3 separate regions of the Homo sapiens genome follow, and all the other regions are linked to region 3. A link is an interaction called in ENCODE POLR2A ChIA-PET data of the cell type or tissue named here. Cell type or tissue: endothelial cell of umbilical vein. All regions are shown on one strand.

What was found. ChIA-PET counts read pairs that join two places held together with the same protein. Peaks named below come from ENCODE experiments on the same cell type or tissue, not always from the same donor. Only the 100,000 strongest peaks of a DNase experiment are listed, where the experiment ranks them.
Region 1: POLR2A ChIA-PET joins it to region 3 with 9 read pairs; 1 of 35 experiments calls an interaction of 5 or more read pairs at or near these places.
Region 2: POLR2A ChIA-PET joins it to region 3 with 5 read pairs; 2 of 35 experiments call an interaction of 5 or more read pairs at or near these places.

The regions. Positions count from the first base shown.
Region 1 is chr20:51,445,888-51,448,387 of GRCh38, forward strand. All of the region lies in intron 6 of NFATC2 (nuclear factor of activated T cells 2), which reads right to left. Among named protein-coding and RNA genes, the nearest start is that of MIR3194, 5.8 kb to the right of the region's middle. RefSeq lists enhancers at 587-1,786, 1,185-1,479. In endothelial cell of umbilical vein, no CTCF peak of the experiment used is centred here; DNase peaks (open chromatin) are centred at 1,024 and 1,524; H3K27ac peaks cover 2,236 bases.
Region 2 is chr20:51,359,511-51,362,010 of GRCh38, forward strand. No RefSeq gene overlaps it. Among named protein-coding and RNA genes, the nearest start is that of MIR3194, 92 kb to the right of the region's middle. In endothelial cell of umbilical vein, no CTCF peak of the experiment used is centred here; DNase peaks (open chromatin) are centred at 1,171 and 1,611; H3K27ac peaks cover 2,453 bases.
Region 3 is chr20:51,659,637-51,662,136 of GRCh38, forward strand. The region is part of intron 13 of ATP9A (ATPase phospholipid transporting 9A (putative)); the gene reads right to left. Among named protein-coding and RNA genes, the nearest start is that of ATP9A, 110 kb to the right of the region's middle. In endothelial cell of umbilical vein, no CTCF peak of the experiment used is centred here; DNase peaks (open chromatin) are centred at 1,545 and 2,135; H3K27ac peaks cover 2,500 bases.

The DNA of each region.
Region 1 (2,500 bases), 210 kb before region 3:
ATCTTACACAGAGGTCGGATTTCAGCTCCTCCCCTGTCCCACCCTAGACGTGACTCTTCTCGGCCCTAAGCTGTCATCTGTGGATGATCCCCACACATTTCAGACAGCCAGCTACTCTGGGAACCAGGAAGTTGGGGTTTCAGGCCCAGCCCTCCACTGATGAACTCTGTCACCTCAAAGAAGTCTAGTGACCACACTGTGTGACTCGACTTCCCCATCCGTAAAATGGGAAGGGGAGGAAGCAGACCATGAGTTACCCTCCCTCCAGCTGCCAGGCTATGACTCCAGGAGTCTGATGGGTCTAGGGTAAGGACAGGAGAGGAATTCACCTCGCCAAGAAGGACTCTTCTCCCAGACAAGAAACCAACATGGCTCTGCCCTCTGAACCCTGTGTGAAGTCAACCAGGCTCCCAGAGTGCAGGTAGAAGGGCAGCTGATGTTTTCTGAGCACCTACTATGTGCCTGATACTTTCAGTTCCTTGATCTCCTTCTATTGCTAATACACCACCAACCCCATCTCAGAGATGGGAAAACTGAGTCCCAAGGTACATAGTGTGAGGCCAATCCAGGCTTCAGGCCGAGTCTGCTGGGTGATTCAAAATCCAGCCTTTGAAGTGGGAATTACACAAAGGCCTTTGGTACCAGGAACAATTTCTGATGGTGGAAGTGCTTAGACACAATGAGTGTTCTAACTAAAAACTCATTTCTCTGTGGCCTCCTTCAAATGGATGCAAACGGAATGAACTGCAGGATTCTTGGACTTAAAAGCCTGTTCTTCAATGCAGGGGACCAAGTTTAGGCAAATATTTAGATCCCTGAAAACGAGACCATTTTCTCTATCTCCACGGCAGCTTCGGAGTTGCAATCTGGATCGCATCTTTGGAGAGCAGCTTCGTGTCCCAGCAAAGCTGTGGGTAAGTGATGGGCTCCAGCCCGGGGGGCCACTGACACCAGGGACATGAGTCACAGAGGGCAAAGGTCCGGAGAGCCTTAGTCATGCCCCAGCCCTGTCTGGAGTCTGACATTTCCCAGAGGGAAGCCCCATCTAGAGACTCCCATACCAGGTCTATTGTTTCAGAGAACATCACGCCGGGTACAACCAAACCCAGGGAGAGAAACAGGTGGGAAGAGCAGGTGTCTGCTCTAAGATGGTTCCGATTGTTCCAGGGCACAAATTCACGGAAAAATACTTAATTTAGAAAAAAAAAAATTATTTTAAGCATATGCATTTATATTTATTAAACAAAGCTCAAAATACAACCTTTGGGGACCTCCAAGTAATAAAATGACTCATGTCAGGATATGATGACTCAGTGGGAAAGAGGGAATTCCACCACCCACGCGTCCTTTCTAAAAAATCAATTTGTCCTCTGGACAGGTGATGGGAGCCTCTGCCATCAGACCGTTCCAAGAAAATCGTCCAGCAAAACAAAACAAAAAATTCTCTTCAAACAATTTAAGTTTCAAAGCTGAGTAATCTGATGCAGGCCAGTTTCCAACCTACGCCCCCGCAGGACACACAGAGCCAGGGAGCTAGTTGGCCAAGCCTGGGGGCCTGAATTAAGAAGGATTTACCAGCCGAAAAATTCCAAAACTCTGTGTCATGTGAAGGAACCTTCCAAAACATTGGATCCCACCCAGGCGCAGCGAGTCGCTCAAAGCCATGGCAACCCCTTTCCCGCTGCCACATCACTTTTATTTTTGTGTCCTTAGATTTTTTCCTGTTTTGCAATGTTTTGCTGGGACCCCCGACTCCGCCTGAGGCCCTGTGGCCAAGGGCCAGGGTTCCCACTGAAGTCAGGAACAGCCTGGACTTCCCAGCGTGAACTTTGCCTGAAGGGTTACACATTTTTTAAATTTCAGAGAACATCCAAATGGCTTTTCAGCAATTACTGAGAATGATAAATAGGAAAGACCCTGATTGTTCTGTTTGGTTTCTCTGTCCTCTCTGACATGACTAGAAAAAATTACTCGAGTTGACGACAAATGCTGCCTTGGGATTCCACCTCTGTCACCAGTTGTGGGCTGACCTGGGGTGCATGACTTGACATCTGTGAGCCTCAGTTACCTCATCTGTAAAATGGGGATAATGCTGCCCGCTTCTCAGGGCTGGAGTGACAACTAAAAGAGATGCATTCATTCAACAACACAAATGAGCACCTGCTATGTGCCGGGGACCACTCTGGATGCTGAGGATACAGCAGCAAACGCTGAGACTCTGCTGTCAAGGAACTAAGAGTCCAGCATGAGAGACCAGGTGATAAATGAACAGACAGACAAGGTAGGTGATTTCAACAGCGCTAAGTGCCCCCAAGAAAACAGAGCCGGGCAGTGGCACAGAAGGTGACAAGGTGTCTGGGAAGCGGGACAACTTCAGAATGACGGTCAAGGAGGACCCCGTGGAGGAAGTGACCTTTGAGCTGAGACTGGGAGGAATAGGAGGCCGCAGGCTTGAAAAGAAATGGTGGAGGAGGCCGGACGCAGTGGCTCGCGCCTGTAA
Region 2 (2,500 bases), 300 kb before region 3:
CAACTACTTCAAGTTGTGAAATAATTGTGCAGAATAACACCTTGTAAACACATCCATGGGCTGGGCATGACTTGTGGAACCACTTGTTTGCAATCTCTGCTTAGATTCAGAAACCTGACCCGGGAGGAGAGAGCAGGAAATAAACCTGTTTTGTTAGGAGAGCATCACTCTATAACAGTGATAATAATGAAAAGGGGCTGGGCGCAGTGGCTCCCCACACTCTGGGTGGCTGAGGCGGGCAGATTGCTTGAGCTCAGGAGTTAGAGACCAGCCTGGCCAACATGGCAAAACCCCACCTCTACTAAAATACAAAAAATTAGCTGGGGATGGTGGCGGGCACCTGTAATCCCAGCTACTTGGGAGGCTGAGACACAAGAATCGCTTGAACCCAGGAGGCAGAGCTTGCAGTGAGCCGAGATTACACCACTGCACTCCAGCCTGGGTGAGAGAGTGAGACTCTGTCTCAAAAATTTAAAAATAAAAAATAATAATGAAAAGGCTCAGTAATCTATGGTGAGCTGACTCTATCAAGACTATGCCCTTCCCTTTCCCTGCACTATCTGGTTGAATCCTCAAACCATCCTACACGAGAGGTCCTTTCAGAGGTACAAGTGTTTAAGACATTAAGTGCAGACCAAGACAGGCTCCACCCAGGACCAGCAGGTGGTCACAGGAACCTCTGACATGAGATATTCCAATCCCTTCACCCAAGTTATAGATGAGGCTGGGGCCAGAAGAGAGAAGGACAGGTCCTGCCCCTGGACAGCCAGCCAGGTAGTAGCAGCCTGGGGTCTTGGGAGAGGCATCACTGCAGGTAGAGAAGCAGAAAGAACAAATTTGCAAGGGAGCAGGGGATTCCCTGGCTCGTGGGGTGGGGGTCAGAACTTGCTCCAACTCCTTTTAAAGTGGCCTCTAGAAAGCAGATGCCCAAAGGGTCCCCGGCGTGTGATGAGACGGGATGGGGCGCCTTGCAGAGTTGGCTGCGATGCCCGCCCCAGAGGTGTCCTGAGCTTGGCCGCTCTCAGGAATCGCCCTCTCTCCCTCACCCTGCCGTCAGCAGCCCTGACTCAGGCTTCTGTCATCACAGGAAAGCTGTTTTCCCAAAGCAAGGAGGTCTGTGGTGTGCTTATGGGCAGCCACAAATGAGGGGTCACTGAGCTGCCAAACTGCAATAGAGCAAAGGCTATTTTTAACCAAGAGAGGGAGAGTTAGGGGGTTAGAAGGATATCCTGACAAGTCAGAAAAAATAAGGCATCACTTCCCGGGTTGACTCAGAGGGCCAGGCTTGCATCTCTCAGTCTCCTCTTGAACCCTGTACATTTTTTGCAGAAGAGTAATATGTAGGAACATCTCCTGGCTCTGCCACTTACTCGCTGTGTGACCTTGGATGATTTATGTAACCTCTCTGAGCCTCAACTTTCTCATCTGTAAAATGGAAATAATAGGAGTAATGCCCTGGCAGGACTGTAAGGACTGAGATCATAGCAGTCAAGCCCCCAGCGTGAATGGAACGCTCTGTTGATGAGCACGTCTTTAACCAGTGTCTGAGCTTCCTACTGCTGCTGTAATGAATCACCTCAAAATGAATGGCCTAAAACAATGCTGGTTCAGGATCTTACAGCTGTAGAGGTCAGAAGTCCTAGAGTCAAGTTGTGGCAGGCCTGATCCTCCTGGAGGCTCCAGGGCACAATCTGTTTCCTGCTTTTCTAGCTTCCAGAGGCTGGCCACGTTTCTTGGATCCTAGCCCCTTCCTCCATCTACCAAGCCAGCCAGCAGCGCATCATCTTCTAATCTCTCTCTCTCTCTGTCTCTCTCTGTCTCTCTCTTTCACACACACACATACACACACAAACACACACACTAGTCTCTCTGTCTCTCTCTCTTCCACACAGACACACACACACCTCTGTCTCTCTGTCTCTTCCACACACACACTAATCTCTCTGTCTCTCTCCTACACACACACACACACACTTCTGCTTCCATGATCACATCTCCTGTCTCCTTCTCTGACACTGATACTCCTGTCTCCCTCTTCTAAGAACCCTTGTGATTCCATTGAACCCACCCAGATAATCCAGGATAATCTCCCCCTCTCAGAATCCATCACTTAGCCACATCTGCAAAGTCCTTTTGTCCTTTTGTCATATAGAGAACCATATTCACAAGCTCTGGGGATCTGAATATGGACAACTTTGGGAGCCATTATACCAGTTTTCCACTGGTGTTGTGGAAGATGGAATAATGATTTTTAAAAATGGGCTGGATGGGTGCAGTGGCTCATGCCTGTAATCCCAGCACTTTGGGAGGCCAAGGTGGGCAGATCACTTGAGGTCAGGAGTTCAAGACCAGCCTGGCCAACATGGTGAAACCCCATCTCTACTAAACATACAAAAATTAGCCAGAAGTAATGGTGCATGCCTGTAATCCCAGCTACTTGGGAGGCTGAGGCAGGAGAATCACTTGAACCCGGGAGGTGGAGGTTGCAATGAGCTGAGAT
Region 3 (2,500 bases):
ATATTTATCCAACAGGAGAGAAGTGATCTGATCCTTTAAAATGAGTCGCACTTTACACCCATGACACCCGATTGCCCAAAATAGAGAACAGATGGGTTACAAGAAACAAGAAAATGACTTTCACTTAATTTTTTAATACTATTTTTAGTATTAGCATTAGACTCCTCAGGTAATTAGACAATTACTAAATTATTCTGGTCACTGCGGGGACACAGCGCTCTGCCTTCCTGCTCTGTTAACCTCTGGTGTCAGGAGCACACGAGTTTCACTTCCAGGCCAAAGGGCACTGCATGGTAACAATAATTAGAGTAATGAATCAGAACTCCGGTTTAAATGAATCATTATTTGCCGAGTGCTTTTAATTATAAAGAATTTAACTCTAAAATTATAAAGAAAAGATTTACAGAAAGGTTCTCTATTGGAGAGACTAAATCGAGAACCCTTTTTTTAAAAAATTCTATAATTTAGGTTCTAGCCACGAACACGTGTCTTCATTTCTGTCCGCATTCCTCAGCACCTGGACCAAATCGTTATTTAACATTAGGCGCAATAACAAGACCTTTGACAAAGTAATTACTGTGGTTGGCAAGTTTCAGTATCCACGGATTTAAATGAAAAGCTGTACTGAGGGCATCCTTCATGAACTTCTGGATTTTGTAAAGCAATCTGCTTTCATATCTACAAAAGTCAAATGCTTCCACTAATATTTCAAACATGGGATAACACAGAGCCATGGGATTTTGTATTCCAGGTGAAACAATTCCCAAGCAAGGCAAAAAGAGAACCACAGACGGTCAGATGTTGACAAAGGCCTCACTCAGGAGACCATCTGACAACGAATGAATTAGAAGACTACTATGATAGCCTGACCAACATCACAGGCCACAGGTTCAATGCCTCCACCCACATATCTTTCTCTCTTAAATTAATACTTTCCCACCTTTCCTACTAAAATGTTCCAGGAAGGAGAGGAAATACTCATTGGTGCTGAAACTGCTTCTTTTAATTGTTAAATAAAGTCTCATTTGCACACCAAATGGTCATGCGCATACATCCTTAAGGCACTGAAACTGACCAGGGGCTGTGTTTGGATGATGCCTGTCTTAGGCCTGGCCTTCAAACATCCTCACATTCCCCATATGGAAGAGTTTCACATTGTACAGTGTTTATCTCTAACCTCCTCCCCATAGGCCCTTTAACCTACACACATTTCTTCTTACTTAAAAAATACCAGGGGAAAACAAAAACAGATGTGGCATCCACAGAGGCAGGTTATGACTCTTTTTGCCCTGGGGAAAAACCACTGGTCCCCTTATGGAGGGAGGGAGGGCAGAACAGCTCCACACGAGGTCAGAAGTGACTTCAGAACCAAGCACAGGTCACTATTGGGAGAGGAATTAAGATCTCCAAATACAAAGGGCCCTGACTTGGGCCCCTGGGCGGGTGTCTCGAATCCTATAAAGCCCCTGAGTCATTTATAGCATCCCAGCCAATAAATGAGACACCAAGGCAGGGAAAATAGGCTTCCCTTTCCCATTAGTAATCCACAGCTAGGGCCATTTCCTGACAAGAACTCCAGCCTGTTATTACAGAAAAGATTAATACAAAAATTAAACGTTGAGTCACCAGGAATGCCAGTTTTCTTTCCAAATGCAGTTAAAACTTCACCACATATGGGCATTCATACTATTAATGGATATTAGGAATGGGTTGCAATTGACTGAAATACACTTTTTTTTTTTTTTGAGACAGGGTCTCACTCTGTTGCCCAGGCTGGAGTGAAGAGGCATGATCACAGCTCACTGCAGCCTCAACCTTCTGGGCTCAAGTAATCCTCCCACCTCAGCCTTCTGAATACCGGGACCACAGGCGTGCACCACCATGCCCAGCTTTTTTTTTTTTTTTTTTTTTTTGGTAGAGACAAGGTCTCCCTCTTATTGCCCAGGCTGTTTTCTAACTCCCAGGCTCAAGTCAACCTCCCGCCTCGGCCTCCCAAAGTGCTGGGATTATAGGTGTGAGCCACTGCACCCAGCCAGAAATACACTATTAAAGATAAAGAATTTCTGTTATGATAACCCTAACTAACCTGCCACATCAAAAAAGCTCAGAGCTGATGACTCACTCACCTCAAAGGGCCACCATCAAAGAGACAGGCTCAGAGCTACTACCTCCAAATGAATCAGCTGAGCCACAGGCTGATTAAGTGACTAAGTAAATCCAATGTTTACTGTTTTAGAGCAGACATCATCTGCAACACAAAGTCAATAAATTTAAATGTACCCATATATCATCATCATTCTCAACTTGGATGATTTTGACCCTCATTTGGTCATGTCTGGAGACATAATTGGTTGTCACAACTGTGAGGGGACAGGGGTACTATAGAAATCTGTAGCATGCTGCTTAACCTCCTACAAGGCACAGGACAGCCTCCCATGACAAAGAATAATCCAGCCCCAATAATGAGAAGCCTGACAGCCACTGAAACTATAAATCCAGG